2 separate regions of the Mus musculus genome follow, and region 2 is linked to region 1. Evidence: chromatin loops called from intact Hi-C (ENCODE). Cell type or tissue: heart. All regions are shown on one strand. Each heading gives the region's core, and the rest is flanking DNA. Links, peaks and the distances in the headings are about the cores only.

Region 1 (16,096 bases), core at 2,689-10,688:
ACAAAATTACCCCCACCCCATGAGAGGCCTTCTGCTGAACAACCCACAAACCCTCATGGGCCTTGATCAGAGCTGTGTCCTCCTCACAGAGCTGCAAGGGCTCTGCCAGCCCTGCAGAGTCCCCTGGCCTCTCTCTAATTTTCTTTTAAATGCACCTCTGAGGAGGTCTGTGGACAGCAGGTCAGGATTCCATGGTAAAGGGATCGGGGCAACAAAACGGCAAAAAACAGTACTACACAGTGTGACTCTGTCTCAAAAGACTTAGACAAAAGTGGCAGGGGCAGGGGGCATGGTAGTATTCACCTTTTATATCCGAACTGGGGAAGCAGAGGAGGTGGATCTCTGTGAGTTTGAAGCCAGTCTGGTCTACACACAGAGTTCCAGGACAGCTAAATCTACAAAGAAAAACCCTGTCTCAGAAAACAATAACATATAGCAAGCTAGATGTGGGTGGTGGTAGCTGCCAGTAATCACTGTGGAGACAGGAGGAACCCTTGGGGCATGCTGGTCAGCCAGCCTAGGCAAACTCATGAGCTCCAGCCAATAAGAACCCCGATCTCAAAAAACCAAAGTGGACAGGTTGCTCTTGCAGAGGACCTAGGCTTGTTTCTAAGCACTCAAATAGCTGCTGACAACCATCTATAACCTCAGTTCCACGGGATCCAAAACCCTCTCCTGACTTCTGCAAGCGCTGCACACACATGGTACATAGACATGCACACGCACGTGCGTAAACATGCTGGCTTTCTGATCCTACGGCTTCTAATTTAGCACTAACACTTAGACTTTTTATTCCCTGTTGCTGCCATGACTGACCCCAGACCCTGCCTTTCAGGCTTCTCCTTGCTTTTCAGACATGGGACAGTTCTGGGGTCTCTTTTGCAAATTGAGACCAGTGCTCACCTAGCACACATGTGGCCTTGGGTTCCATCCCCAGAACTGAGTGAATGAGGCATGGTGGCTCACCCTGTGATTCCAATATTCAGAATGTGGAGACAGTAGAATGAAGAGTTCCAGTTTCAGGTACACCAAACCTTGTACCAGAAAGAAGAGGGGGAAGAGAAGGAAGAGGAGGGAGAAATCTAGCAAAAGATGGAGGAAGCATACAGTGACTTTGAAGATGTGTTAACTTTCCCTTGCTGTAAGGAAATACCTGCGGTAATTAACTTATAAAGAACAGAGGTTATGTGAACTCACAGTTTGGGGATTTTAGTCCAGAACAGGACTCTATTCTACTTCGAGTCTCTAATGCAGATGATGAGAGCGAAATGCTGAGTAAACAGAACTGAACTGCCCTGTACTACATGGCAAATCAGAGGAAGAGTAGTCCCATCGTCCTCTCTGAGGCCACCTTCAGTAACCTAAGGACTGCCAGGCTGTGCTGTTTGTTTGTTCTCTGTCTCTAGGGTGTTTGTTTTCGGGTTTGTTTTGGTTTTGTTGGTGGTAGGTTTTGTTCATTTGCTTGTTTGTTTTTGATATAGAATCATGCTATGCAGCCCAGGCTGTTCTCAAACTTGTAATCCTCCTGTCTTCGCCCCCTGACTACTAGGATCACAGTATGCGCCACCACACCTGGCTCTAGAATCCATCTCTTGGAAGTTCTACCACCTCCCAATAAAGCCACCCTGAGAATGAAGCCTTGGACAACCAGAGAATATTGCTGAGCCAAACTACAGCAAGAAGGCTGACCAGAAGGCTCTGCCAAATTCACAAGCCACTGGCCCATCTGCAATAGATGCCATCTGTAAAGGAGTCACTTCTCCCCAGGGTGACAGATTCAATGCAACCTCAATCAAAACCCTAGCTGTAGTGGGTTTGTGTGTGTGTGTGTCTGTGTGTGTTTATGTGTGTGTCTCTCTATGCATATCTGTGTGTGTGTTGGGGGTGCTAACCTGTGTCTGTGCATGCATGCACAGTGTCTGAGAAAGAGGGTCCAAGATGCCGGCCACTGTAGGCCATGTTACTGTTCGCATGGGACAGGCCTTAAAGAAGAGCTGCAAAAGAGCCTTGTACCCACCTCCTCCAATGAGACCCACCCCAGTCTGCTTTCTCAGTTAATCTCTTCCTCTCTCACCTTGAAGCCTGTCTGGGAATTTGCTGTTGAGTAGATTATAGGCTTGGCCTCAGCTGGTCCACTAAAAGCAGGAGGTGAGGGCCCAGGCCTGAGGAAGCATTGGGGAGGCAGATCCCAGGCCTAAGTTTGTTGGAGACACATTCTCCAGGACCACAAATAGCTGACATGCTGTTACCAGATTGTCATCCCAGTACCTGCAAAGTGGGAGAACCAGAATCAGGTGTTCAAGGCCAGCCTCTCAAAAAACAAAACTGAAGTAAGTACATCAACTCTACTCTGCCTTTTAAGAGTTAAAAAGGGGCCTGGAGAGATGACTCAGCAGTTAAGAGCACTGGCTGTTCATCCAGAAGAACCTAGGCTCAATTCCCAGCACCCATACGGCAGCTCACAACTGTCCATGACTTCAGTTCCATAATTCCAGGGGATTTGTCATGTTCACACAAACATACATGCAGGCAAAACAGCAATGCACATAAAAAATAAATAAATCATAAAACAAACAACAAAGAGTTAAAAGGACAGGAGAAGAGGAACAAGAGAAGGTTCATGTGGCCAGGTTTTCTTTTCCCCAATTTAAAAGTTTCTTCTGAGGTTTACATCTCACACCCATAAAGAGCTCAGAAGTCAACAAAGCGAGGAGGCTTGATTCATCATGAAGTCATTTCAAAATTTCTCTTTCTGAATATAAACCAAAATATTTAATTAATTCCACATACCACAGGAAGTACATTACAGCCTTCAAATTCACTCTGCTTAACAGCAAACTCGTGAACGAATGCACAGAACAGACCCCAGTCACCCACCAGCACTATGCTAAATGTCCTATGCACATTACCTGAATTACTTCTGGCCATGGCCTGGCAGAGGAAATCATCCCACTGCCCAGCAGAGATGGGGGCATCTTTGCCCACAGCCTCTCCAATGCCAGAGAGCACAGCTCTGTACGTTGCCTCCTGTAGTTACAGAAATGTTTTCCAACTTCCTGGCATCCTGAAAAGAAGTGGCTTGCCTTAAAGTGACTTTTCTTTTTCCTTTTCACAAACAGTGCAGGATGGCCTCCTGTGCCAATGACAGGTATGTGCTACCTCATCTAGTTCTGGTAGTACGTGGATTTTCTCTCTCTCTCTCTCTCTCTCTCTCTCTCTCTCTCTCTCTCTCTCTCTCTCTCTCTCTGTGTGTGTGTGTGTGTGTGTGTGTGTGTGAGAGAGAGAGAGAGAGAGAGAGAGAGAGAGAGAGAGAGAGAGTGAGAGAGAGAGTGTTTGTGTACCTGTTCTTTCTTGTGTGCACATATGTGTACCTGTTCTTTCCTCTGTGTGTATGTATCAGCTCTTTCTTGGGGGGGGGGGTGTATGTCCCCCTGCTTCTGCCTTACAAGGGCTAGTATCTCAAGCAATGAGTTGGTGGAGTTACAGATGCCTGTGTCCAGCTCTCTATGGATTGTTAAGCTGCTAACCTCAGCACACTGGTTTTCTGCCCTGTCAAATGCCTGCGATGACAGCATCCACCTGGTAAGCTGGAAGGTGGGGGCCTGCTCCTCCATCCCACCTGAGAGGGAATGATTTCCTTAGATAGGCTGCGGCTGGAACTCACCTGATCTAGAAGTACACTGGGGGCACACAGGAGCCATGGAGCCCCTAAGGCCCACCAGCAGCTTCTGTCCTATCCCTTCTGGCAAAGGGGCCATCTGTCAAAGGAGGGGTTGAAAGATGGCCCAGAAGAGGTCTCCTCAAATCTCTGACCCTTACAGGACTCTGATGATAAATGATACAGTCTCAGTAGGCCTGTCCTGGCTTCATTTCTTCTGCTGTGATAAAATGTCATTGGGGGAAAAAAAAAAAAAAGCAGCTTAGGGAGAAAGGGCTTATTCTGGCTCGGAACTCCAGGTTTCCAGTCCATTACTACATGAAAGGCAGTGTGGCAGGAACTTGAAGCACATGGTCACATCATATCCTCCCAGAGCAGTGAGATATGAATCCAGGGGTGGGGACTGGAATGATGGCTCAGGGGTTAAGAGCATCGGCTACTCTTCCAGAGGATGCCGATTAAAACTGTCTGTAACTCCAGTTCCAGGGGATCTGACACCCTCACGCAGACATACTTCAAATAGACATACACGTGGGCAAACACCAATGTACTTAAAATAAAAATAAATAAATTATAATAAATAAATAGGTGCTTAGTTACTTTTCCCACCTTTAATCAGTCCAAGACCCAAGCCTAGGGAATGTGTCACCCACTCCCACACTGGGTCCTCTCACATCAGCTAAGATAGCCAAGACACTACCCACAGCCGTACCCATAGGGCTTCTTGAGACTCTCTAGCAACATGAATCGAGGTTGTGTCAAGTTGACAATTGAAACTATTATGGTGCTTAACTGCTCCCTGATGAACAGGATGTGGCAGAGACAGGCATCCCATTGGTTAATGTCAGAAGTGTCATCCCTCCGTGGACTGAATTTTTGCCTTTAACTTATATTTATTTGCTTGTTTGTTTATTAGTGTTTGTATCTATGTGCATGTGTGAGTGCGGCTTCCCTCAGAGTCCAGAAGAATGTGTAGAATCCCTCTAGAGCCGGAGTAGGGGGCTGCCGGGTATGGGTGCTGGAAATCAAACCCGGTCCTCTGGAAAAATCAGCAAGCACTCTGACCTGTTAAATCATCTACCTAACCTCATCCTTGCTCATGTTTTAAAAATAGTTATAGTGGCCAGGTGGTGGTGGCGCTCGCCTTTAATCCCAGCACTTGGGAGGCATTGGCAGGAGGATTTCTGAGTTCGAGGTCAGCCAAAGTGAGTTCCAAGACAGCCAGCAGGGCTATACAGAGAAACCCTGTCTCAAAGAACCAAAAATAAATGAAATAATTATAGTGGGTTTTTGGACATTCTCTGTATGCTAAGCACCTTCCAGATGGGCTTCCTGACAAGAGATCCGTGGCCTGACCCACACTGATTTGAAATAATGATGAAAATTCAACTTTCAGAAGCAAAGGCTGTAGTTCCTCTCTGGCTTCTACCACAGTCAGTAACCAGTCCAGTTCCTTAGAGAGTCAGTCACCTTAGTACACATTCCAGCGGAGCCAAGACAGTATAGTGCTCCTTATAAACATGGAAGGGCAGTTCCTACCCAGCGAGTCACTGCGGGCTTGGTGCCTCTACTGAAGCGCAGGCTCAACCACCGTTCACCGCGGGGAGCGTCCTCAGGCTCTCGCGAGCCACTGCTGCGCGTCGCGTCCAAGGTTTACGGTAAGCGCGGCGCTCAGGACGACCACGTGGCGGCGAAACACCGGCCGGCGGGAATGCGCGGAATGCGCGGTGCGGCCTCGCGCGCTCCCCAAGCCGTGACCCCGGAGTTCCGGGCGCGCGTTTGTGGGACCGCGGAGGCTAGTGCCATGGGTCCGCCCGCGCGTCCAAGCCACCAAGCACCACAGGGAGCAGGGGCCCCATGGAGGGCTCAGCACGTGAGGCTAGACAACCTTTTCCAAAACCTGGGGCTAGGTTTGCCCTCCCTGTTTGGGCTCCATCACAGATCTGGAACCCGCTTAGTCCCCATTCTAAAGCCCCCACTGATCTGGATTAAGAATGGAGATGCCTGGTTTTGCAGGGAAGCAGGTCAAAGGGCTCTGCGCCCTGACCGCCCTTCGGAGTGCTGAGGGACCAGTGCCAGGGGCTGAAAGACCCCAGTTCCAGCAGCTGCGCCCTGGGATCGCATGAGGGTTCGCTCACCACGATTGAGCCACGTGGTCCTGCCTGGCCACGGGTGGCTCACCTTGGCCCGAGTGCCCGCTCCCCACCATTTAGTCTGGGAAGGGCCGAGGGCCAAAGCCCAAAAGGACCCTAGGGTTCTTCAGAGCACCTGTGATTCGTTCAGAGAGCTGGAGACCGAGCAGACATCCCTCCTTCAAATTGCATCTCTACCCTTGGGGGTCCCTGGAGCCAGGCTTGCCGCTCCAGAGCTCATTGCACGGCGCGCGTCTATTCGCTCTGGGTGGTGGGAATTAGGGACTGAAACTTATTTGGTAAGGCACGCTTGGGAAGATAGGATGCGACGGTCCCAGGTGTGCACAGGGGATGAGCTGAGCATACACACCTTAGCCGAAGGGTGCCTGAAATCCGCTCAGGGTAACCTAGGCGGAGCAGCCGTGTAGCACGTGGGCTGCCACGCGCGCCCCAAAACGCCTTCTGGGTGAGGAGAGGGAAGCCGTAATGCCTCCGGAACCTTGGGGTCCATATTCGGAAGTGTTTTCTCTGGGCGACTTGAAGGCTAAATTAACAATGGCTAGCTGGAGCAGAAACAGCCAAGTCCTTTCAAGTTGCCGCCAGGTATGCGGCTGCAGGTGACCCCACCTAGGTGCGTCCGCTCTTCTCCAGGAGGGGCTAGAGCCAGAGGCTCAGTATTGCCGCCCAGCCCCGCACCCCTAACCCGAGCCCCGCGCTTAGTCGCGAGGGTTCCTCAATGAACGCGCTCCCTCCCACCTCTCAATGAAGTTCCCACAGCCAGGGATAGTGGCAAACGCAAGACTAAATCTCCGCTCTCTTTGGAACCTTGGCTCCAGTCAGGTGGGGGTAGGGGTAGGGTTCGAGGAGGCAGGAAATCCGAAAGGGGATTAAAGTTACTTTGAGATTTTCTTTCCAAATAACGTGGTTCCCTCTCGGCTGGGCAAGTGGCCTTTTGTCTCCAAAAGGTCACTGACAAATAAGCGCAGAACACTTTAAGCCCAGAGCGGACAGTTCCTGCCACGAGATTTTTTTAAAGCCAATGTAAAGTTAAAATTGCAAAAGAAAGTGGGTGTTTGTGTTTAAGTTACTATTTCTCTGGAAAATAAAAATCCAAGTTCTTTCTCTGAGATTCCTAAAGCAGTTGTCCCGGAAAGAACTCTGAATTGCAGCCCACCTCCTGGGCTCGGGATTCGGACAAGCAGGGTTTCCAGGATGGAGGAAGGGCGCTCCCCGCCGGGTCCCAAATTCCTGCGCCTCCCCCACGGGTTCCTGGACGGCTCTACACGCCCGCCAACCGGACTTGCACTTTTGCTCCTCTCCCTGAGCGCAGAGCTCAACGAAGTTCCTCGTGGAGATCTGCCCGGTCCGCCTAGTAACAGCACTGAGTCCGGATTGGCTCATGCAAATTTCAGTTTCCTGGTCTTTCCCGCGGTGGCGGTGGTGGGGGGTGGCTGCGGGTCGCTAGCCCGTGCTGCAGGGTGGGCGAGCCCCTTTATGCCCCGCTGCCCTTGGTGGCGCACCCTGGCTAGGCTAGCCTGCTCAGTTCGCAGGCACTCAGCCGCGGGTGATAGCGCGCAGCCCCATAAATCATGCTTACTGCCGCCCGGTAGGGATTTTATGAATGAAAAGGCAGCCTGGCCGCCCTCGTGCTTAGGCTAAGGCTCCCAGGCTTGGCGGGGCCTGTGGCCAGAGCAAGCGTGGGCACTCTGCCCGGGCCACCCACCACCTTCGGAGCTACAGTGGAATCACTGTCCCGAAGGGTCCGGACTTTAGGGACCCCAATGTCGGGGGAGGGGGAGCGGAAGGCATGAGCTCGGAAGGTGAGGGGTTTGCGTCTTGTGTGCCGCCTGGACGCTGTGCGCTCCTTTACCAGTTTCTTCTGGGACACGAAAGTATTCCGTGGGAAATGTGTGTGAATAGTTCGCCTAGCTTGAAGTCGGGTATTGTGAAAACGTTTCCAAAACTAGGGAACTAAATAATGGACGAAGGTGGTGGAACCGCTTTATTCTAAAAATATTTTATTTGAATCTATAAATTATAAACTTAGGAGTCCATTCAGTTAACCACGACCATCTATAGATTCTCTTTAAATATCACCTTATCGGCTCACAAGTTTATCTTGATTCTCACCAGCCGCCCCCCCCCTCCCCCAACTCAAGACTGCAATTCTAAAGGTGGAGAAACACCACCACCCTCAACGAAGCCAATCAAGAAGCTTCCGGTGGTCTGGTTCCTGGAAGGGCGACTAATAACTTGCAGCGATTTACTTTTCTTAATTAAAAAATAAATTAGGAAGGAGCCTATCGTGTCTCAACCTTTTCTTCAACGGTTTATTTTTCTTGGGCAAACCGCCTGCAGTGGAGGAGGGGGATACTGGGGGACCCTGGCCAGGATAAACCGGTCACTGTATGAAGACAAATCTCAGATCCCACCCCACCCCCCCAGCGAGGAGGAATAGATGAAATAATGGCCACCATCTTGAGCTGTTGCTGGAATTTTCGGGGTTTTATTTTATTTTTGAGCGAGCGCATGCTAGGCTGGGGATCCTTTAAAGTTCAGATACCCCTCTGGCCCTTTGCAACCACCCCAGTGCGCCAGGATGGAGCCTGCACGAGAGCTTAGGGCTCGTCTGGCATCTTCGGGTGTTACACAGTTCCTGAATTTTACACGTGTTGATGAAATTGAAAGAAGACAGGGACGCTGGGATTTCTAAGCAATGGGTCCGCCTGTGGGTGCCTCGTGGCGTACTCGGAAACGCACCCATTCTCCCGGTTTAAGAACAGGGTGTCCTTGCACCCCCAGGCTCCCCTTCCATACATTCTTCCTTGGCTTGCGTGTGGCCTGGCCTCCCTCCTAGCTGTCCTCCTGTCCAGAGCCGCCACTACCCCACCTCCACAGGTCTCGGAGGACCCTCTTAGGGAAAGAAGCCCCCCTCCCCCTTGCCCCGCTCTTTCCCAGTTTGGAGAGAAGCAGTCCGAGCGATTTGCATATCTACGAAGGCTGAGGGGGAAGGGTTTGGGCTTGCCCCCCCCCCGCCGCCCCCCCCCCTCACTGCTCCCGAGCCCCCTCCCCCTGCACCCGCCTCGGCCCTCCCCCTCCCCCTTTTCTCTGCCCGGCTTTGATCTCTGCTTAACAACAGTAACGTCACACGGACTACAGGGGAGTTTTGTTGAAGTTGCAAAGTCCTGCAGCCTCCAGAGGGCTGTCGGCGCAGTAGCAGAGAGCTACAGACTCCGCGCGCTCCGGAGACCGGCAGTACAGCGCGAGGCAGCGCGCGTCAGCAGCCGCCACCGGAGCCCAACCGAGACCACAGCCCTCCCCAGACGGCCGCGCCATGGAACACCAGCTCCTGTGCTGCGAAGTGGAGACCATCCGCCGCGCGTACCCTGACACCAATCTCCTCAACGACCGGGTGCTGCGAGCCATGCTCAAGACGGAGGAGACCTGTGCGCCCTCCGTATCTTACTTCAAGTGCGTGCAGAAGGAGATTGTGCCATCCATGCGGAAAATCGTGGCCACCTGGATGCTGGAGGTAAGAGACTTTACAGGCTGCTAGCTTGGGACCCCCTGGCAACTTGTTGCTATCACCAACATCTTCCTCCCTTCTCTTCCCTTCCGTCACGGAGTTTTCCGGGTGCGTTGCTAGGACTCGGTATTCACAAAATAAATAGATTGGGTCCTTTTGAACGAGGAAGGTTTGGGAGTTGGGAAGATGGGAATTCCTTTTCCTGGTGGAGGGCAGTCGGGGAGGGGTGCCTTCGAGGGAGGACGGTGTCAGCGACACCACAGAGGGTGCAGGCTGAGCTTCTGTGGCCCCCGCTTGTGCCCCATTCCTGCAGCGCCTCGGCGGGGGCCGCCCCTGCGCGTTTCGCCAGCTCAAGGGGGGAGGGGGCATAAATTTGATTTTTAAATTAATATCCATGGACACGTATGCAAGGGCCGCTCGTGCCAATATTATGCGCCATCTTTGCTCCTTTATTGCAAAGCAAAAAGTGTTTATTAATAATTGGGGGCAGGGCAGGGAGCGGCAGTAGGGGCGCTGGGACAGGCACGAGGGGCCTCGTGGCGGCCGGGAATCACTAAATAAGACAGTGTGAGGAATATTTGGGGTGGGGGATTCTTTGTTCAAACAGCGGACCTGGGTACCCCGCACACGCTGCCTGGCCCAGAGAAAACGCCAGGCTGCAAGGTCGCGTGGCCCCCTAGTCAATGAGACTGACTGTTGTGCGTGCGGTTCTGGATTTGGAGGAACCTGTCTAGGTCAAACTGGGGGCGGAGGGGGACAAAAGCACATTTTCAGATGTTCAGCAGGAGACTCAGGGGTCCCAAAATATTTTAAAATAATTTTTAAAGTGAGGCATAATGCCCTTGTAGAGGCAAACAGCGCCCGCACCCTGCAAAAGGGGGGCCCCCGGAGTTTGAGTTGCTGGAGCTCACCCCCCGATGTCCACTGAGCTCCTGACCCTCGGCTTGGATCAAGGGTCGTCCGATGGTTATTTTCAGGTCGTTTTTAGGCACCTAGTTATTTTTTAAATATTTTTAAATATTTTTTGAAAAGATGACGTCTGGGAAATGCAGCGCGGCGGCCTGGGACGCCACCATTGTGTCTCGCGTGCGCTCGAGCGGCGCCCAGCCCCCGGCGCCCCGCCAGCCCCGCGGTGGGGTTCTCTGGCTTGTGGCTTCCTAATTTCAACAGGGGACCGGGGTCTCCGTGGCCACCATTGCTTCGACCGGCCCCGCCAGCTGCCCAAAGACTTTCCCTTTCAGTTTCAGGGTGGGTGGGCACTGGGAACCCTCGGAGCAGGAGCGCATCCCAGGGAGTTGGCCACCGGAATCCCTCTCTGTGCAATCTAGGAGAAGGGAATGGGGTCGTATCGAGCGACGCCCCCCTCCCACGTTGACGGTCAGGGTCCGGATCCCCGCAGGTCTGTGAGGAGCAGAAGTGCGAAGAGGAGGTCTTCCCGCTGGCCATGAACTACCTGGACCGCTTCCTGTCCCTGGAGCCCTTGAAGAAGAGCCGCCTGCAGCTGCTGGGGGCCACCTGCATGTTCGTGGCCTCTAAGATGAAGGAGACCATTCCCTTGACTGCCGAGAAGTTGTGCATCTACACTGACAACTCTATCCGGCCCGAGGAGCTGCTGGTAACCACGTAACCCACCACCGACAATCCCTCTTTATGCTGGGTGGTGGGAGCTGCAAATGGCAGGAGATCCAGCCATCCATGGACAGATCTCCTGCCCCACGAAAGGCACCCGCACCGCACCGCACGACACCGAAATGGCAGTGAGCAGAATGCCAACCCATTCTACCTCTGTGCCCGCCCTCTTTCCGTACTGGACTCCCCACCATGTCTGTGGTGAAACCACTCTGAAATGTGGGCGGTGTGCGCCCCCTAGCGACGTGCAGGCCACGGCGCTGGCGGTGGGAGATTCTTTTTGTCCGCAGTCTGTCCCCTTAGTATTTCTACAGGCACATTTTGTTGTTTACCTGTATGGGGTCCCGGGTTGACCCAACTCTTTAGACCTTCTCGAATCAGCCTGCCTTCCTTTTGACCGTGTTCCTCATTCTCTGCAGCAAATGGAACTGCTTCTGGTGAACAAGCTCAAGTGGAACCTGGCCGCCATGACTCCCCACGATTTCATCGAACACTTCCTCTCCAAAATGCCAGAGGCGGATGAGAACAAGCAGACCATCCGCAAGCATGCACAGACCTTTGTGGCCCTCTGTGCCACAGGTAAGGCTCCACCCCCATTCTTCCCAGGAAGAGCGGGCTCCTTGCCACTCCCCCTGGGGTTAAGGCCTCTTTCCTTGCTATCTATTCTGAGCCCAGGGTGCAGATAGTTTGTTGGAGAGATAGATGATACTGGGTGGCACATTCTCTTGGCTAGTATCTTGGAGACCTAACAGAATGACACAGCTTCCCTGTGCCAACCTTTCCACTGCCAGGAAGTGGTACGGCCACAGCATGCTTTCTGAAGAGGTTTTTGCCTCTTTTCCTAGGCTTCCTGCCTTGCCTCTGTTCTTAAGGAGCTCGAGCTATAGAGCACACACACACACACACACCAGCTTCTCCCAGGCTGAGCCACCTGCTAGGGGTTCCTACATGGATGGGACAAATGGTCCAGCCTCAGCCCCACGAGCTACATACAGTACAGTCCCAGAGCAGGAACTTAGAGGCCCCACCAGGGGTACTGCAGGCCAGTACTTTTTGGCTGAGTCCTGGGAGGGTTGGCTGGAAACAGAGAAACTAGAACCTCCCTATGACTCCTCCAAGGGACCCTCCCTGGCCCCAGACCCCAGGTAGATTAGGCTGACATAAGTCATGGTAGACAGCCATGCAGGAACCCACACACATAGACAACCCTGCTACTTCTGAGTGGTTTCAGTACTACTTCTGACAGCTGCTCCTCACCTCTAACTGAGAACCCTACCCAGGAGGCTTAGCAATATTGAGGGGGTGTGGTGTTCTCCCACCTGTTGAGGACCCCCTTCCTCTGTGGCCCTGATCAGACCTCAGTTGCTATAGCTGTTTGGCCTGTGATGTCAGAAGGGCCGGTAGAGTATCTCCCCCCACCCCCAACCTCCACCTCACCCCCGCTGTCTCAGTGACATCTTCTTATGTCTGACAGCCCCATAGCCAGTGTTTCTAAGCTGCTGGTGTGAGAATTTGGAAATTCTAGCTTGCCAACTACCTGCCGAGAGTGCTGAGCCCGCCCCAAGGGTACCAAACAAGGGGGTGGCAGATGGGAGTAGCAAGGCCATCAGTAGGCTGGAAGGATCTAAGGGGTGGGGGTGGCCCTGCTGGCAGTCAGGGAGGCAGCTGGCTGGGGTTTCTCTGAGGAGAGCGGAGCCTTTGGAAGCTCCAGGCAGCCTTTTATGGAGCTGAAAGTGCCTTCAGAGAGGCAGCAGAGTTTCCCAGAGATAACTTGGGGATGGAGAGGCACAACCTCCCCCAGGATAGTTCTGGCAGTAGTGTGCCCCTCCCGGGACCCCTAGATGCCAGCAGAGTAACCAGTAAGCGCTATATCTGGGTACAGCTGGACTCAGCTCTTCCAGCTCTCCTTACTGCCTTTGTCTGTGCCCCTGGAATACAGGTGGGGGTAAAGGACAGCTTGGTGACCTGCGGTAGGCCAGTGTTCTGTGGTCTGGAGCATTTGTTTCTCTGTAGGAGCAACCAGCTCCTTTGTCACACAGGAACCACTTTGGGAAAAGGCCAGTGTGACATCACCGTGAATGGAAAGATGCTGACATCAAGGCCAGGAGATCTGTCGTCTGTGTGACAGGGGTTCCCCCTATAGGAGATGGGAAGGCATAACTTCCCTTCTGCAAACCGCCCCCCCAACCTGGATTCCTGACTGCAGTTGAACAATGTGCTAGCTAGGGTTGGGGTTGTTAACACAGGTGGCCAGAGCGCTATGTGGATGGATACAGACAGTGGGAAACTGAACTTAATGAAGTATGTAGGTGTCAGACATGCCACTGAGCCAGGGTACACCTATGTCATCAGCAACCAGTGTGAAGACACAGATGTTAGTAGCTAGGGATCCTTATAGGACATAACAGATCTTGCTACTGCCCGTGGGAGGGAGAAAAACAGGCTCTGGAAGGGGCTGGGGACTCCTGGTCCTGCTGGCTGGAGTCTCACTCCCTGTAAAAGGGCTGTTTGTGATTTGAACTTGACTCCATAGCCAGGTTTTGGTTCACTGGACTCACTAGCATGAACTGTCCTTGGTGCCACCTGGAGGTATTGCTTGTCTGCTGGATCCCTTTAACAGCCAAAGCTGTATGTTCTCTCAGGGTGGTCCCCAGAGGGCCACCTCGCTACAGCAACTCTCTGCCTTCCTGATCCCATTCCTTCCAGCCTCCTTGATCCCAGGCTCTGGGTGACACACAAGATGATTGATGGGAGCTGACATCTGTTCATTCTTGTGTCCTCCTCTGGCCTGGAAGCCCTGATTCGCAGGCCAAGTGACCAGCTGTCCCTGTCACTATTTCTTTGTTGGACGTGACAGGGAAGCAGTTTTCAGACTCATCTTTGGTGGGTTTATGCGGAGAGGCATTCCATCGGTGTGACATACAACTGCAGGATGCTGAGTCCAGTGGACCTGAGAGGTGTGGAGTTGGTGACCCCAGATGAAGTCCTAAAATGACACCCCACTACTTCCCAGTTGGGACATGTACATATGAGAGTCCCTAAGACTCCAGGGCCCCTCATGAGGGACCTTGGCCTGGAGATCTGAGGTGGCTATTCCCAGCTCCCTCTGAGTCTATTCCTACTGGGTTTTCCTGGACTGGGGTCACATGTCTTCCCCAACCTGGGTCAGTAAGCCGGGAAGGCTAACTCCCTTCTGTGGAGTCTAGCCTGGCCTCTGAGGAACCTGGGCCTGTCATCTCTACAGCTTTCTCCTGTGTCTGAGATGTGTCTCTAGTCCTTGGGGTGCTGCCAGGCTGACTCTGGAAGAGACAGAGATCCCTGCCTCCCACCTCAGCCGCGCAAATACTGGGATGCAGATGTGAAAGCACCACACCTTCATAGATTCCATCCTCTTAGGGCGACATAGCCAACCCCTCCTTGATGTTTGCTGGAAGTGCTGGGGATTGAACCCGGTGTGTATGCCAGGCAGCATTTTAAAGTTTGAGCCAAGGCCTTATTGACAGGTAGCATCAAGGCTCTGGCCTGGACACCGTAATCCTCCGATGTGCTGGGGTCTAGAGATGCAGCACTGTGTGCACCTAGTGCCACTTAGGTGTCTCCAAGGGAGCTAGAGTTGATGTGGGCATCCATTGGAAGGGCTTGAAGACCGGCCCCGAGGCTGTGGGTGAGAGCTGAATCATAGGCATGTCTCTGTCCCTCTCGCTGTAGATGTGAAGTTCATTTCCAACCCACCCTCCATGGTAGCTGCTGGGAGCGTGGTGGCTGCGATGCAAGGCCTGAACCTGGGCAGCCCCAACAACTTCCTCTCCTGCTACCGCACAACGCACTTTCTTTCCAGAGTCATCAAGTGTGACCCGGTGAGTAAGTCTCATCAAAGGAGGCTACAGCTGGCAAGGGCCTGGGAACCTTGGTGGGCAGTGCCAAGGCACTGTGTGACTGGGCTGGAGCTGAGAGGTGCCAAATCTGGGTCCCCACGAGCTTCTTCCCAGAGTCATGGGTCCCAAAGGCATAGAGGGCTGTGGTGTGGTGACAGTGCCCCTGCAATGTGTATGGGTAGTGGCATGTGAAGCCCGGTCTGGCCCAGCCAGCATAGGACCATATCTCCCTCAGTGCAGACGTTGGGGATTGAATCCATAAAGGACTCTGGTATAGACCTACACATTCTAGAACTTTCTTTGTGTGAGAGAGGGGTTTGCATCAGGCAGACTGTGCTACGTCTAACTGTACCTTTCTGCCAAGGAGTACAGCTGATCATGCTTGGGGCTCTGGCCGTGAATGTTTCCTCAAGGGCATCACAAGTTGGCATAGGCAGGCAAAAGTCCAGTTCTGGCTTGAACTTCAGTTGGGGGTTCAATGGAGGTCAGAGCCACTGGCATGTGGAAGGCTTCCAGGTGTGACAGCTGTTCTGCCCTGCCTGGCATCAGCCACAGGGACACCCCGTGCCCCATTCCTACATATCTCAATTGTAGAGCATGCAGCCCCCTTCCCCTAAGTGTCTGGGGCTCCTGAGAACTGAGAATAGGGTATGTGGGCAGGTTGGAGCCCACAGGCTTCAGAGAGGGAAGGGTGTCTGTGGGTCCATACTAGGCTACTTGGGCCTCACTTTCTCCATCTGTGAAATGGGGCCATTGCCCTTCCATCCTCTAGCCATGGTGTTCATCAAACAAAGGGGGAACAATACACAAGTTTTGAATGTGGGGGCTTCCCAGGTGTTCCCCAGGAATCCTCCTGGCTTCAGGAATATAGACAGTGCCCTAGCTTCAGCCTGCCTAGGCAGGGCTTCAGTTCATGAGTCTTATTCCTGGGCAAATGCTTTCCAGACCCTACCTGTGCTGGAGCTGTCCTCTCTCAGAGGCCACCCAAGGCAAAAAGTTATGAGAGATAGACGCTCCTTGTGGGGAAGTTCAGGGTACAGCCTGGGAGGAGGAACCTAGAGAGTAGCAGTACCTTTCTAGTCTCTGGCAGCTCTCACTGGATTTAGGGGTGGCTTGGGGAGTTTCCTCAAGCCTTGCTCTTAGCAAAGCCTGCCTCGCAGGTCAAGGCCCTGGCCACCGGCCTCTGGCTAAACAAGGACCCCCTCCATCTCCGCCCGCCTCTCCAGGACTGCCTCCGTGCCTGCCAGGAACAGATTGAAGCCCTTCTGGAGTCAAG
Region 2 (16,096 bases), core at 5,142-13,141, 55 kb before region 1:
GGGTTGTGATTCTCCTGTACTTCTTAGCTATGCCAAGACCCTGCGGTCAGCAGAAGAAAGAACTTTGTGCTCAGCATCCCACAAGTCTCGTCTTGTAGCACCAGGCTATCTGAGGGTCAGCCACATGCTTGATGTGGCCCAGAGCCCCTGCCTTCATTCTTCAGTGTCCCAGATTATCAGCCTCTTGGCCTTTCTCTTCCAGTTCTCTCTCCCCAGGATGGACTCAGCCTCTGGTGGGATCCCTACACATACTATTCTACACATACTATTCTGTATCCTTGGCTCTGCTATGCCAGCTCTCTGGGCTTCTGTGTCCTGCTCTGTGAGTGGGTTTCTTTTTTTTTTTAAAAAGAAGTTTATTTATTTTATGCTTATGAATACACTGTAGCTTCAGACACAAAGCCACCATGTGGTTGCTGGGAATTGAACTCAGGACTTTTAGAAGAGCAGTCAGTGATCTTTACCACTGAGCCATCACTCCAGGCCCCGTGAGTGGGTTTCTTAAGGATCAAATGGTGAATATTTTCCAGATGTTGGAGAGCTAACAGTGCCCAAGAAGCACAAGGGCAGTGTTGACCAAATACAAGAAGAGGCCACCTTCATGAAGACTCTGGACTCGCTATCCCCATGAGCCTCTTAGAGGCTGAAGGCTTGTTGGCTGGGAAAAGAAGGAGGGGCCAAACTTGTTAGCCAGAGGGGCTCTTTGCCCCCTGAGGACACTCAATAGGCAGCCACAGCCATACCGTTTGATGAGAGAGGTAGGCCCACTGGCTGGCAATCTTTCTAACTTATTTACCACACTTGTTCAAGCATATTCCTGGCAAGGAAGCTAAGACCGAGCAAGACACTCAGGCTTGCCTGGCGGGCTGCTGTAGTGGCTGCTGATGGAGGAGTTTCAAGGGAGGTCATTTGTCTGAAGCGACCCAGCCAGGACCCCCACCAGGGCAAGCTTTACAAACCCACGACAGCAGCTCGTTCCTCCAGGCTGCAAGGGTACGGGAAGGGCCCCATGTCTAGATCTAAGGCCTTTTGGAACACCAGAAAGCAGAACCCCACCCCACTCTCCCGCCTGGTGCCACTGGACTCCTCAAGTCCCATGCTTTGCAGTCTTCCAAACAGAGAGTAAAGTTTCAGATCTAGGCAGCCTAAATCAGCCAAGAGCCAGGTAGGCCTGAAGTCGACCTCCCCACCAGGCTGCCCTGGCCTCCAAGAGTCAGGGCTTCTCCCTGGTATCCGAAGACATGGGCCTAGAGGCCTAAGTAAGGAAGAAATTTGTCCAAGGCCCATTAATAGCTGCATGAGTGTGGGGGAGTCCAATTTCTAAGTACCCTGCCACCAACACCTCCTTGTCTACCTCCAACGTTTTCTTGCTGGATAAATGAGTGGATCAGGTGATGTAGTCACAGATTATTAGGTAGAAGAGTAGTCCGACAATCGCTCCAACTGAAGTCTGACTTGTTACCTACCTCCCAAGATACTGACTATAGACATTTTCATAAACCCTACTAGCCAGGCATGGCGGCACACGCCTGTCATCTCAGTACTCAGGAGACAGAGACAGGAAGAAAGCTACAAGTCTGAGGCCAGCCTGGTCCACATTGGCTATTTCAGGCCAACATGAGCTACAAAGTAAGACCCTATGTCCCCCAAAAGCCACAAAATGAGTCAGGTGTGGTAGTACATACCTACAATCACCCTGTCACTTCTGTGAGCATGAGGCAGGAGGATCAGGAGCTTAAGGTCATCCTCAACTACATAGAGAGTTTGAGGTTAGCCTGGGCTAGGCAAGACCCCTTTTCAATGATAAAATAAAAGGCTTTTTCTGTGGAGCAGCTCCTGGGAAGCTCTGAGATGCAGTGGGGGTGTTTTGGGCAATAGGAAAGGCCCAAAACCCTCTAGAGAGAAGAGAGGCCTTGATGACTCCCCACAGAAGCTCAGCAGGGCTGGAGGAGAGAGGCAGCCAGGTACCCTGGTCCCTAAATTCTGTCTCTCCTCTGACTGCTGGAGGAGCCCTTCTGTCAGCTGCAGGCCACTTCTTCCCAGAGGCCCCTGGGGTTCCAGAGCTCCAGTTTGCTCCTTCATTCTATGAGTGGAGAATTTGGTATACAAGGTGGGACTTACAGCTGAATCTGGGTCTCATCTCCTTGGCAGGCCAATGGCTTGCAGGGAAAAGAGGTTACATTCAAATCTAACACACACACACACACACACACACACACACACACACACACACACACACAGAGAGAGAGAGAGAGAGAGAGAGAGAGACAGACAGACAGACAGACAGACAGACAGACAGACAGACACTCATGCATCTTGACCTGACCTGAGTCTGGAGTTCCAAGTGCAGGTCCTAAAAGCAGGCTTTTCCCACACTAATCTTCACTTGATCCACACACAAGTATACTGCCCAGTGCACAGAAGGTGAAACAGAGAGGCCCTGTTGCTCCACAGGTTGGCTATGACTATGCACAGATTGACCAGTACCTGAGGCTTGACCACACTACAGACTCATCTGCCAGTCAGAGTCAAACTCCAAGGCCAGGGAGAAGCAAGACACCTGAGACATGACTGTGAGCTATCCGCTGCCACTCTGATTCCCCAAGACCACCCAGCAGAGAAGGGAGAGGCTAGTGCCCTACTTTATTAGCCTTTGCCCATGACCTCAGCTGTGTCTGCATCGGGGGTCCCAGACAGATGGGAAGTGACACATCTTCTGCAGAGGCCCTAGGACCACATACAACCAGGTGACACTTCTGAGGGACCACGTACCGGACCTCTCCTCTGGAGCCCATCTTTTAGCTACACAAACAGGCAGGGTGTTAGTGACCATCCTACATAACAGACAGAAAAAGTGAAGCCCAGAGATGCCCAGTACTTTGGGGGTTTGATGTTGTTGTTTGTATGTGACAGGGTCTCAAATTCACTATGTAGCCAAAGATGACCTTGACCTTAGGAGCCTCCTGCCTTCACCTCCTCAGCTCTGTGGCTACACATACGTGTGCCACCCTATCTGCTTTGTGCAACACCAAGGATCAAAGCCAGAGCTTCATCCATGCTAATCAAACATTACCAATGGAGACACACCCCTATGTCAGGATGACCTAAAGCTTTCTGTTGAGAAATCTATGGCTGAGGAGTACCCTGGGCAGCTGCAGGAGGGGGCCTAGTGTGCAAGTTTGGGAGGCCCTCCCCCAACACACACACTTCCTTGCTCTGCAAGGAGAGAGGTTTTACCTGCATGGAGACAGAGATGGATAGGGCTGGGGAGGAGATGAGGAGACAGGGGAGGTCTTGGGGATAAGGATAAGGTGGCTCCCAGCCGGGGCCCCTGGGGAAGATGCTATGATGGCTTGTCTTGGTTGCCGACTGGACATCTGGAATTAACAAAAATCCAAAAGCTGGGCATACCTGTAAGAAATTTTTCTTGATAGTTGACTCTCTTGTTGCTGAGATAATCTTTTGCTGGTGATGGAACCTACCTCTACTGGATCCCAGCGAGGACTGAAAACTGACAGCTCTCTAGAACCTCTCTGGGACTCCAGCACCAGATGGGAATACTTCTTGCGCACGCCAGACTGGCCAGCAATAACGCTGCAACAGTTTATTGGGAGAGCTTGATTGCAGAGGCGAAGAGACCCCGAGCCCAGAACTGGTGCTGCTTATATAGGCCTAGGAGAGGCGTGTCTCACACCCGAATTGGTTATGCACTAAGCCTCATTTGCATGTTCCTCATCTGATTGGCTACTCTCTCTCTCTCTCTCTCTCTCTCTCTCTCTCTCTCTCTCACTGTACCTCACAGAGCCTCATTATCATACCTCATTTGCATGTCTCACATCTGATTGGTTATACTCTCAAAGCCTCATTATCATGCCCGGGCCAGGCAGTGTCTTTGCAAAAAACTTTACTGCATATGTACACATTGGTTGTTTGTCCAAACGTATGCGTGGTGGCCAGCAGTAGTCAGCGCCACTCTGCAACGGCACATGTGGCTTCCCACAAATACTGAGACATTCTGTGACTTAGCAGTCATCCATAGACTGAACGACTGTCATATCTTTGGTCTTTCCTTTAGGAGACAGGCTCTGTTGGGCTACTCAGACTACACAGCCTGTAAGCCACTCTGATGAATCCCTCTGTGTGTGTGTGTGTGTGTGTGTGTGTGTGTGTGTGTGTGTGTGTGTGTGTACATGCATTCTATCAGTTCTGTTCCCAACTAATACAGATGAGAAACTCCATTCCATGGCAGGGCTGGGGACTGCCTAGGCCCTAACCAGAAGCAGGCAGGAAGATGTGATTGTCAGTCACCATGAGCTGCCACATTCCTGAGGTCTCCTCCTGGCCTGAAGCCCCACCCCTGCCCTTCCTCTGGCCAGTCTCCTTGGGGGGTCCTTTCCCCAATATCCCCCTGTTCTGCTAGTGTTTCAATCCAGACCCCTCCCAGACCCACCCTGCCTGGGTTTTCAAGTTTATTCCCAGGGGCCCTAATGGTGGCTGTTGCCTCCCGCCCTTGGGCTGGGTATTTTCGGGCATCCCCTAAATGAAAACATTTGAAGCATGCTAGAAGCCCAGTGAGTCCCCAAGGCTTGGGTGGGGTGCTTGGAGCTGGCAGGGAAGAGGAAAGGGCAGGAAGGGAAGCTCAGAGCAGAGGGGAGGGAGCCCCTAGGAGCCAGCTGCAACCAGCAGGACCGTGGGCAGACACAGGATAGATAAGGAGCCTATGGAGGGCCTGGAGAAAGCTGCTCTTGGGCCTGAGGATATCAGACAGGCTGAAACCCTGCCCCCCACACACACACATACACTCTTTATACCTTCCTCCTTACCCATGAAGCAGGAAGTGAATCCACAAGCCCATGCAAGAGCACCAGGCTCAATCTCAAGTCTAGAACCTGAGAAGAGGTTACATAGTATACTGTACATCAGAATCTTCAAGGCCCTGGCACCCATCAAGTGTGTCACAGGGCCATGGCTGATTTCTCAAGTGGGACATTTCCAGAAGCCCCCAGGGACCTGCCATGGTCCAGGAGAAGACAGGTCGTTTGGGCATCTTGCCAGAGGTCTTGCACCCTGTGGGAAGCTCAGGATCCCGTCCCTATCCTGCTGTGACAGCCTGGTAGCCAGCACTGCCTCTATATCCCTTATCCTTAAAAATCTCTATGAGGATCAAGACAGAGAGCCTATGGCTTAGAAACTGCTGCTCTGCAGAGGAGGAAACTGAGGCATGGTGCAGAAGTCAGTTCCTACTTCATGGGTCTAATGACTAAGGCTCCTATGCCACTTGTCTGTCACCCACATCAGAAGCATTCTAATACCACAGAGACCTCCCTCCTGGATGGTCTGCCAAGGACTGAGCGGGTTCTCGGGGCAGGGCTTGGCACATCTCAAGCCTTAGAAATCATTACTCAGCAGCAGCCATGGGTTGTAGGGATGGGGTTGGCCAAGATTCCTAATGGCTCTCTGGGGTATGGCAGTCTGGGCTGGGAAGCTGGCCAGGGCCACCTCAAGCCACCACACACCCCTCACCCCCAGAGGCTCCTTGAGGTGGGGATCACACCCTCAGCCTCTCCCAGGACAACAAGAGGGCACAGAGAAAGAGCTTTCCTCTGGGGAAGGTCCTGGAGAGCTTCTGGGCCATGTGGATAGAGGCTGCTAAAGAGGCAGCAGGTGGCCCACACAGTGGCTCTTTGTGCCTCCTGTGGAGGTTGTCACCAAGCTCAGACATCACAGGTCTTGAGGTGGGGATGCACAGCAAAAGGAGCACCATAGAGGGCCACCACACACACACAAGGGCTGTGGTCCTCAGTCCTCAGGCCCACAGGAGCAGTAACCTCTCTGAGAATGCAGGGCCCACCCAATCACCAGTGAGATGCAGGGACCCTAGCACAGACATGGGCATGAGAAGCCAGCACTCCCAGATGCTGCCATGGAGGCAGCAGGAGCAGGGAGCAGGGTGGGGGTTGGGGGTGGGGGTGGGGGTTCTGCACACTGGCTCGGCACAGCCCTGCCTTCCATGGGCTTCAGGTTCTCACACTTGGTGGTGGCATTAGAGCCCTGAGGCCACAGCTAGGTGGGCAACTGAACGTGGCCAACTATAGGAGACAATATGACTTGAAGCAAGAGGATCGTGGACACCTGTGGGCATGGTCCTAGAAACGAACTTAGAACTTTGGCCTGTCTGTAGTCACCAAGTGTCACCTAGGATCAGAAGAGACTCAACTAGGGACTCTGTGCCCAAGGTCCCCTATCATAGACCATGCTCAGGATCTCAAAGGTGCTTCAATCACCTTTCAGAAATCATTTTTCAAGAACACAGATGAAAGGCTTGAAGACCCCCTGGTTCTTCCAAACTCTCTGAAGGCAGACCCCTTGACAAGCCAGGGCCTCTGGACCTTAATTCTAGGGAATGAGACAATGACATGGCACCTTCCATGCCCCAGTGGCCACAGGAACAGGCTTATGAATGTTGAAAGGAAAAAAAAAACACCCAGCTTGGGGGAGCTTTCCCACAGGCCACGGGTATTTTTAGCTGTGGAGCCCAGAGGCTTGTTAAGAATAGCTTCGGCCAGTGGGAACATGCTCCTCCACAGGCTGCCAGAGTTCCCAGCACCCAACAGTGAGCACTCACTCAAGAACCAGAAGAGTCCTCATGCCAGGGCTACTCTGAGGCCTGGACAGGGCCAGCCTGACTTGCAAAATCCAAAAATCACTATTGGGCTGACTCCAGGGACATAGTCAGGGGCCCGTGAATCCTTTGGGGAAAGACAATGGTGCCCTTACAGGCAGGAGGGACTAGTTACAGTACGGCCTGTAATGATCCCCCTGGAATCAGGGTGCCATACTTAGGTATCCCAGTGAGGGCTTTGGGCTGCAGATCTCCCATCCCAAAAGAGGTTGTCCCAGATTGGGTCAGAAAAGCACCTGGAGTTTGGTCTACAGATTGGCCATTCCATTAGAGGGCTAAGGATTCAGTCCAAGGTCCAGGGAGAGAAGGAAGGAGCCAGGCTGGCATGAGATAGAAATTGTTGGGCTACCCAGATTATAGCATCTAAGTGCATGTAATAAATCATCTTTGTAATCTGTATTATTTATTGTTGGTGGAGAACAGAGGTGAGTCCTGAATTGCATGCTGTACATGTGGCGGTCAGAGAACAACTTTAGGGGTTGGTTCTCTCCTTCCCCTTTACATACATCGCAGGGATTAAACTTGGGTCAGGTGGCTTTTGTAGCAAGCTCCTTTCTTTACCCACTAAGCCATCTTGCCAGCCCCTGTCCTTTTTTGAAAGTTTCTCTCACTCAGCCCAGAGCTCACTGATTCAACTGGCCAGCCAGGGAGCTTCAGAGAAATTCCTGTCCCTGGCTGCTCATCCCTACAGAACTGGGATATAGGCTGCTGTAATCAGTGTCTTTTAAATGTGAGTCCTGGGGACCAGACTCAGATCCTTAAGTGGCAGACAGTTCACTGACTAAATCCTCCAGCCTCCTACTTTGTTTTGTTTAGTTTTTTTAATGTGTATTATGGGTGTGGGTGTGTGCACATGAGTGTGGATGCCCTCAGAGGCCAGAAGAGGGAATCAGGTATCTTGGAGCTAGAGTTACAGGTGTTTGTGAGCCATCATGTGGGTGCTGAAAACTGAGCCTGCGTCCTCTCTGCAAGAGCAGCAAATGCTCTTAACCACTGAGTCATCTCTCCAGCCCTTTATCTTAGTTTCTGAGATGGTCTTTCACTGAGCTCGGAGTGCACCCATTCAGCTTGGCTGGCCAGTGAGCCCCATAGATCCTGTCTCTGTTCCCAGTCCTGGAGTTACACTCAGGTGCCACCACACCCAGATTTTTACATAGGTGCTGTGGATTGAACTCATGTTCTCATAGCAAGTGTTTACCAGCTGAGCTACGGTGCAGCCCTGGGATTCACTCTCCCTCCTCTCTGTACATAGTCACCTGAAAGCTACTTCTCCCTGCCCTATACCCTATAAGAATGTCCTGTGGAGCAGCCACCTGGGACATGAAGACAGTGGAACCCCCAACCTTGACCTCTGGGAGCACCAGCAGTCACAGGGAAAAAAACAACCCAGAGGAGGGGATGCAGGGGCAAAGGCCCAAGAGCAGGTCCAGGGAGAAGGCCCAAGAGGTAAGGGAGAAGGAACCTGATGGAGAGGCTGGGAAGATGGCTCCCTCAACCATCAAAGATTAAAAGACAGATGTAAGGTGCCAGATCCTCCCCTGACACCTATAGGGGGAAATGGGCCAACTACAGTTTGACCTCAGTGCAGAGACCTGGGTAGACATCTAACCTCCACATCTATGAGCGAGACAGGGTGGGTGTCTCTCTCTCTGTAGCCTAAGCTGGCCTTGAACTCCCGATGCTCTGGCCTCAGCTTCCTGCATGCTGGCATGATAAGGCATGCCTCCACAGGTTGGTCTACACATGCTCTTTCTAATATTTCACCAAATCTGTGACCTTGGTTCCAAATCCTCCACCACACTGAATTCCTGTGTGCACTGTCCATCTGCCCTTCCCTTCCCATCACTCCAAGGCACGTACCACCCTCTTCTTTCCTGTAAGGGCTCATAGTGCCCAGAACATCAGAGGGTCTATGTGCCATGGGCTTTCCCCTTTTCCCAGTCTATGTCTTAGGTCCTTCTTTGTCTTCTTAGCTGGACAGAAAGGTTCCCTTTTCACACTGAATCAGACTCTACTGTCAGATGTGCTGGAGTCAACACACGCACACACTCCACTGGAGGACACCTGGCTTGTCGCCAGGTCCTGGTGATAATGGCTAATACTGTCCCAGACTTGCTTAGGACAGTCAAGAAACACTGGTTTCTTTGGGGTTCTGGAGGCAGCTTGAGGTCCAGGAGTGGGTATGGTACCCTAGAAATGAGCCATGTGGCCATGAAGCAGAGGGGACCTGGGATGCCTTAGGAATCCTTTCAAACCTCACTGCCAAGTTCAAACAGACAACATATGACAAGAAGGCCTTCTTTAGGGAGAATACTGAGGACCTCCCCCTTCCCTGACCCTAGTTTTGGCTTATACTGTATCTTTCAAGGAGAACCCCTTTGGTCCCTGTATTATATGGCCCTCACAGAATGCATCCTGAGAGAATGCAGCAGCCTAGGAAGAGGTAACAAGGAGGGAATAATGCCTGCCATCCTGTCTCTGCACCTCTGCACCCCAGAGCACCCAAAAGGGCAGCTGTCCTCAGCCACCTCCTCATCCACTGGTTTGGCCATCTCATCTCACTGCTGCCTGGAAGAAACAGGCACTTGCCCAGGTCAGCTTAGAGCCAGAGCCACCTGGCATAATGTGGGTGGCCTCATGGCCACTGGGGACAGGTTGGGGGTGGGGGATGCTTATCAGAGCTCATCTGGTCAGACAAGCAAACAGGAAGCGCTGGAAAGATCCTTCCCTTCCTCCATTGTTATCCTCAGATTGTCCCCACGCAGACTCCATCCGGCAGCCTCATCAAGTAGCCTGTGAGGTGTGGCAGCTTCCCCTCCTTCCCCATCCTCCCTGTCCCTTGGAGGCTGGCTGTTTTGCTCAAGAGGGGCCCAACCCCAGACCAGTCAGATACACAGGAAGATGGAGAGCAGCTATTCAGCTTTCCTAAGCTCTGGAGAACAGGCAGCCAGCCCCACTTGGACAGGGGCCCTCAGCTTGCAGGGACATAGGACAACCCTGACAGAGTGTCCCAGGGACCAGCAGCAAGTGAAGTGTATTCAGAGATAAACCTTCACAGGAGGTGACTGAGGGGCAACTACCCTATGTTTTGCGCTGCAAAAGAGCCAGGTAATAGAAGGCACCATTGTCTGCTGAGATTATGTCACCTGGGGAGCACCTGGGGAGCACCTGGGATCCCCTCCTCCAGCACAGAACACAGAATGCTGCCACCTCTGCTAGCATGAAGAAGGGTGACCTGGCCTGTGTTATGTCTGTGGAGCGTAGCCAAAGATCCTAATGGCCACAGATGCTGGAAGCCATGACCCTACACAGGCCTGCCCCACATAGCCCAGACTAAGGAAGTGAGCAGTATGCTCACTCTACCATGCCTGCTGGACCCTCAGAGTCACACACACATACACACACACGGAAAGGGGGGTGCTTAGGGGGTAAACACCACAGTCTTGTTCCCTGTGAAACTGGCTGGGACCTTTGCCACCCACCAGGGTGTCTCTGCCTATCTTACAAGGTTAGTGCTTGCAATGCCAGCGAGCCATGTACTGTGCCACCACCAGGCATCCCTGGGTCTCCAGAGAACCCAAACATATTTGCAGCAGGAGAGAAGATGGCTCCTGCTGACCTCAGGGCCCATCAGTTAACAGAGGAAACCGAGGCAGGAAGGATGTGAGCTCAAGCCCCAGGCTTGGCATCTTTGTCCTCCTTGCCAGCACCAGTGTGTAAGTGCCTCTGTGGAGGAGGGGGCATTGGGGGACGGAGGTAGAGGAAAATCCAGACACTACTAGGATCTGGCTTCAAGTGTCAGAGCCGGCTCAAATTGCCTAGGGCCTAGAGGATACACCTCTCACGGAGGCTTCCGGCATAGCAGGCTCCAGAACCCTCTGTTCCTTTCCACCTCCTTGAGATGGGGTCATTCCCATGAAGAATCCCCCTCCTTCTTATCTTTAGGTCTAAGCATCCCCTCCACTCCCAAGAGTTTGAATCTTAGTCCTGATAGATAGTCCGTGACTCTTGTTAGTAATGGCTGGTGGCAGGCATCTACTTCTAAACATAGAGGTTCAGTGAGAGTCACTGAACTTAAACAAGCCCACCTGCAAGGTGCTATGGCCAGAAACTTTGAGACATGTTGAACAAGCCAACATTGTGGCTGTCCATAGTTGCAGGCATGTCTGGAGGGAAGGCGGGTCAGCAAGGGGACATTCGAGAATGATGGTAAGGTAGAGATGGTCTCAAGTCCCCCCACCTGGGTACTAGTCCTGATTTCCTCCCAGATGGACTGTGTGGACGGGAGGCACTTTATTTGTCAATTCAGAATTGGGACAACACAACTTCAAACTGAAGGCTGTGCAGGGTTTGGATGAGAGTGTGAACTCTCAGCCACGGGGTGTGATGCCAGCTGAGAGCCCATACAGTGCTGCCAAGTGTCAGCTCAAAGCCCTCCCTGCCTCTGGGATGCCAACCGGGGATCATCTCTTCTAGGTGGATCTGCAGCTCTGAGGAGGACTACAGCTACCTCAGGCTTCTATGGCTGGCTAAGGAAACCAATGGAACCAATTCCCATCTGCAGCCAAAGAGTGGCTTGCCATCGGCCTGTAGTCATGGTAACACTGGAGACTGCCTCAAGCTAGCTCCCCATCAGACAGGTACCCTAGAGTCCTAAAGGTCAAAATTACAGGACACCAGCTAGCATCATCTGAACGCTGACAGGCTAAATGTGGGCATGGAAATATGAAGTAGAATAGGACCAATAAAGGGAAAGTAGTCAACCCTAATTGAAGAGGGGAAGGACCCTCAGCCCACCAACAGTGGCTCAGTATCAGGTCTGAGGGCCTTTCTCTGCAGATACTTGTGAAAATATTTCCTACAGTTCCTGGGTCCCTTCAGGCCACTTGCCACTTCAGAGAGCTTCATAGTAAGAGTTCTACATACCCCTAACGCTAGGAGGGGGCACTCGGTTCTGGCTCTATCTGTGCCAGATGGCTTGGGCCCATCTGAGTGGCAGCCACCTGGGCTTGCATTCTCTCTGATGGAGTCCTATGTGTGACAAACTTCCTGAGCTCCACAGGACATTACACTCTGCAGTCAGAGTCCCTTGGTCTTGGGAAGATGGCAGAGAACAGCAGGTGACTTGCATTTGTCTGGTGTTTCTGTCTGTCCCTCATGTGTGGCCTCGGCTGGACACCAGGATCTGCCATCATCAGTCCCCTCTGTGTCAGGATCCAGCACAAAGCCCTGGACCAGGGTTTTATAGAGAGAGGCCTATGAGACTCAGCCTGAGGTCGCCCCTGTATGGCTCTCTGCACAGTGCTCAGGAGTTCTTACTGAGCCTGGGGCAATTCAGCATCCCAGAACCGGCACAGGAAGAGCCACCCAGCCGAGCATGAGTCACTGTGGTCCTTGCTCATTGACACTAATCCAACCAACAGGATATAATATGTGGGCCTTGCATTATACCTGTGGCAGGGCATTGTGCAACCTCTCTGGGCTCCCAGGACACAGCACTTCATACTGGGTGACTATCATTCCCTGGGGTACATGACAGGACTATTGATAGCTCTGGATGGCAAAAGCTGAAACATGCCCACACACTGTCCGGAGCCCAGGACAGTCCTATAGCTCTAAATGCTCAAGCTTTGACTTTACCATAGCAGCATGTACATGCAAAGGTTGGGAAGCAGAGGGACCTTCCTGTGCAGCTCAGTGGCCCTGGCCAAGCTGAGGCCAAGATCTTTGAAAAAAAATAAAATGTGCTGTACAGGAGCCCTCCTGACTCTGCTTCCATAGTGAGGCTTAGGGAGACGATCTACTTGGCCTGGTAGGGTAGCATCTCTGTCCAACCAATCATGATGTCAGGCAGCCATCAGGGAGCTAATGGCCTGAGTTTTCTTCACATCCCCTTGACTCTTGCCACCACCATCATCAAGCCCAGTCCAGATTCCTATGAATGTGACAGCCCAGTGACCAGCGGTGGCACTCTCTGCCTTCCAAGACCCCACTCTAGGCAGTTGCCCAACAGTCTCAGGATGCACATTCACACATGGGACCATTTTTTGAATTCTTTGGGAGTGAGAGCAGCCAGGCATCAACAGAGCCCTGTTCACAGGCCAGGCTGGCAACGAGAGAGGGAAGCTATTGTGCAGGCCCCACTACACACTGTAGAACAGTGCCAGCCAACCAGACTGCGGGGCAGAGCTTCAGAGGAGGGCCATCCCATAGATGACGAGGATCCCAACTCCAGAGGCTAGACCCTGCCTCTAGATAGCAACTGTCCCAGAAGGGAGACCATGGGGCAGCCATCTTTCCCCACAGAACAATGAGGTTGGAACAGCTTCATAACAGGCAGGCTGCTTTGACTGGGCAGAGGCAATTGAGGCCCCAGGCCAAATGAAACTCCCCATGCAGGCTTGGAGTCTCAGTCCCAAGATGCCATCTAGGTGGTACTAATGCAGACATAGCTAGAGGAGGCCCAGGCCCACTCTGTTCCATCTGGGCAGCAGCCTATGGTTCCCCTCGCCTCTGAGTCACACCTTCATCAAAACCTAGAAATCCCACACGCCCTAGCCAGAAGAGCAGCATGCACACTGTGAGCCCTTGAGTAGTGAGTGAAAGGGTGACTGAAAGAATAAAGATAAGCAAGAGGAAATGGATGGAGAAGGAGGGCATTGAGCTGGGGAGGGGCTTAGTTGGTAATTGATTCCTACACAAGCATGAGGTCCCGAATTTGGATGCCCAACACCCACATGAAAGGCAGGCAGAGCAATGTGCACCTGCTATCCCATTGCTGGGGAGTCGGAGGTAAGTGGGTTCCTGGGGCTCACTGTGCAGAGAGTCAAACTGAATAGGTGAGACCTAGGATCCGAGAGAGACCTGGTCTCAGAAAATGAGGAAGACACCCGAGACTGACCTCTGACTATGCATGCACAGGTATAAACATACATACAAAGATACACACAGGCAAGGAGGAGTGTATAGTTATAAGCATTAGGTGCATGCATTAGATTTGAGGGGTGTGGAAGACCCTAGGCCCTACTTGAGTCATGTCCTCAACCAAATAAATAAGGGGATTCCTGATCACCCAGCAAAGCCAGGGCTCCAGGATCTTCCTCTATGTGCAAGAGAGGTACAGATTGGTACACATATCCATTGACCCAAAGAACACTCAACCCTGGCTGCTGGACATGGTATTGAGCCAAGATGGGCCTGATTCCCGTGCATTCCAAAATCCCCTACGAATTTGGAAAGCACCGGAACCCGGGGACTTTTCCAGAGTGTAGTTCATTCTGCCAATGAGAAAGACTACCATTACATCTGAGTGGTCCGAGAACTGCCAAAGCATGATGACCCACCCAGCAGAGAGGCTCTCCCGCTGTCCATGTAGCCACTGCCTCCTAGGCCTGGCCCAGCATCCCCAAGTGCAGCAGCACACACAAACAGGGTTCCACTTTATAACCTGAAATATCACTTGCCATCCAAGTAGCCCTTACAGGTGCCCCCCCCCCGCATGTTGGCAGCTGCAGCTGCTGGAGAGGGGATACCCACTTGTACCTACTGGGGGAAGGAGCCAGGGTCACATACATGGCCATGAAAACCTCTGCACTTGTCACTAATTAGAAAACTTAGCTGACAGAATTAGTTGCTTTTCTATTGCTATACAAAAACCACTACTAAAGCAACTCATGGAAAGAAGAGTTTACTTGGGCTTATGGTTTCAGGGTTTGGGGCCCATAATAATGACACAGCATGGCAGCAGGTGGCAGTCATGACAGATGGAACAGCTGAGCTCACTTGTCAAACTGTGAGAAGAAAGTAGAAAGAGAGAGTGAAAGTAGAGAGAGAGTGTGAACTGGGAATGGTGACTGACTGAAACCTCAAAGTCTGCCCCTAGTGACACACTTCCCCCAGTGACACACTTCCCTCAGTGACACACTGCCCCTAGTGACACACTACCCCCAGTGACACACTTCTTCCTGTAAGTCCACACCTCTCAAGCCTCTCCAAAAAGCTGCCAACCAGGGACCAGGTATTCAAATGTCAGAGCCTTTGGTGGGCATTGATCATTCTAAACACCATACGACATCATTCACAGGTAAACTCCCTGGGGCCGTCTAAAAGACTGGAGTTTAGAGATCAAACCCAGGAGACTTAAGCAATATCTACATCTGAGTAGCTTCTGCCATCTGCCCTCACCTCCTAATAAAGCAGTCAGATTAGAACTCAGCACGGGTGAAGATAAACCCTCAGACACAGTAAGAGATGTACCCACTTGTCCATGCCCACTGTATCCTAAGCTATCTCAGTCCTATCAAGCCGTCCATCAAGATTACTAACATCCTGTGTGATCACAACCCTGCATTTTCAACTCTGCCGTGGTCTTCCTCCCCTGTGCCTGCATTCTGTTTGTTCATCTAACCTTCTTGCACACTCTGTAGGAGGCACTAAAACAAGTGACCATGTCTTCTGCTCCTTTGCTTCTGGATTCTGGGGAAATCCTTCAACTGTAAACTGTGGCTTGGAGCCCTAGGTTTCATCTCTGTCTGTTAGAATTAACCCAGACAATGCCTCTGGGATGTCATGAGAATAGATCTGTGTGCACATATGAATGCATGTGCATGTGTGTGTGGGCTTGCAGGCATGTGTATGCATGTGTGTTTGTATACACACCGTGGTTAGTTTTAAAAGCCTATTTGCCACAACCTAAAATAATCTGGGAAGAAAATCTCAATGAGGGATTATCTAGATCAAGTTGGCCTATAGGCATTTCTATGAGAAACTATTTTGACTGTTGGTTGATATGAGAAAAATTAGCCCACTTGCGGTGGCTCCATTCCTTAGGCAGAGTTCCAAACTGTACAGAGCATGAGGAAGGTAGAGGGAAGTAGGTAACATGGAGGTGTTCCTTCAGCTCTTGGCTATAGGTATCATGTGACCAGATGTCTCAAGCTCCTGCCTCAGTGACTTCACTTCCATAATGGGACTGTAACCTAGAATTGTGTGAGCAACAGCCCCTTCATGCCTTGAGTTGCTTTTTCCAGGGTATTTTGTCACAGTAACAGAAATGAAACTAGGAGATGGTATATGGTTTGCTTGTTTCAAATCCTCTTTCTTTTGCTAACTTCATTTCCATAGGAGTTCACTTCTTCTGTACCTGCTGTCTTCACTGTCTGGGATCCTTGGTGCCCAGTCAGCATGGGGCTGAGATAGACTGTCCCTCATGCTTCAGGTCACCAAGTCCCCTGTTGTGGGGCTGGGCAGGGAGCTGGGCCAGTCGTTCTCCCTGCTGTGCCTCTCCTCCCAGGCCCCACTCTCTGACTTGATGGACAAAATGTTCTGTTGGTTGATCCTGGGGACATCCTTCAGCTATGTCCCTCCAGTGGGAAGGTCTGAGAGGCACAGTGGTCTCTCTATTCACAAGGACTT

The links. Peaks named below come from ENCODE experiments on the same cell type or tissue, not always from the same donor. Only the 100,000 strongest peaks of a DNase experiment are listed, where the experiment ranks them.
Region 2: it touches region 1 in a loop (6-fold over the local background); 5 of 42 quality-filtered maps call a loop at or near these places.

Annotation. Positions count from the first base shown.
Region 1 is chr7:144,932,722-144,948,817 of GRCm38, reverse strand. Ccnd1 (cyclin D1) reads left to right here and starts at 8,987. Exons shown (of 5, transcript NM_007631.3): 1 at 8,987-9,322; 2 at 10,716-10,931; 3 at 11,365-11,524; 4 at 14,654-14,802; 5 at 16,047-16,096. The coding sequence starts at 9,125. In heart, for the core only: CTCF peaks have their summits at 5,346 and 9,001 (motif pointing right); DNase peaks (open chromatin) are centred at 5,397, 6,367, 7,137, 9,037 and 6 weaker places; H3K4me3 peaks cover 5,736 bases; H3K27ac peaks cover 6,224 bases.
Region 2 is chr7:144,990,445-145,006,540 of GRCm38, reverse strand. No RefSeq gene overlaps it. Among named protein-coding and RNA genes, the nearest start is that of Ccnd1, 59 kb to the right of the region's middle. In heart, for the core only: no CTCF peak of the experiment used is centred there; DNase peaks (open chromatin) are centred at 6,600 and 9,460; H3K27ac peaks cover 2,475 bases.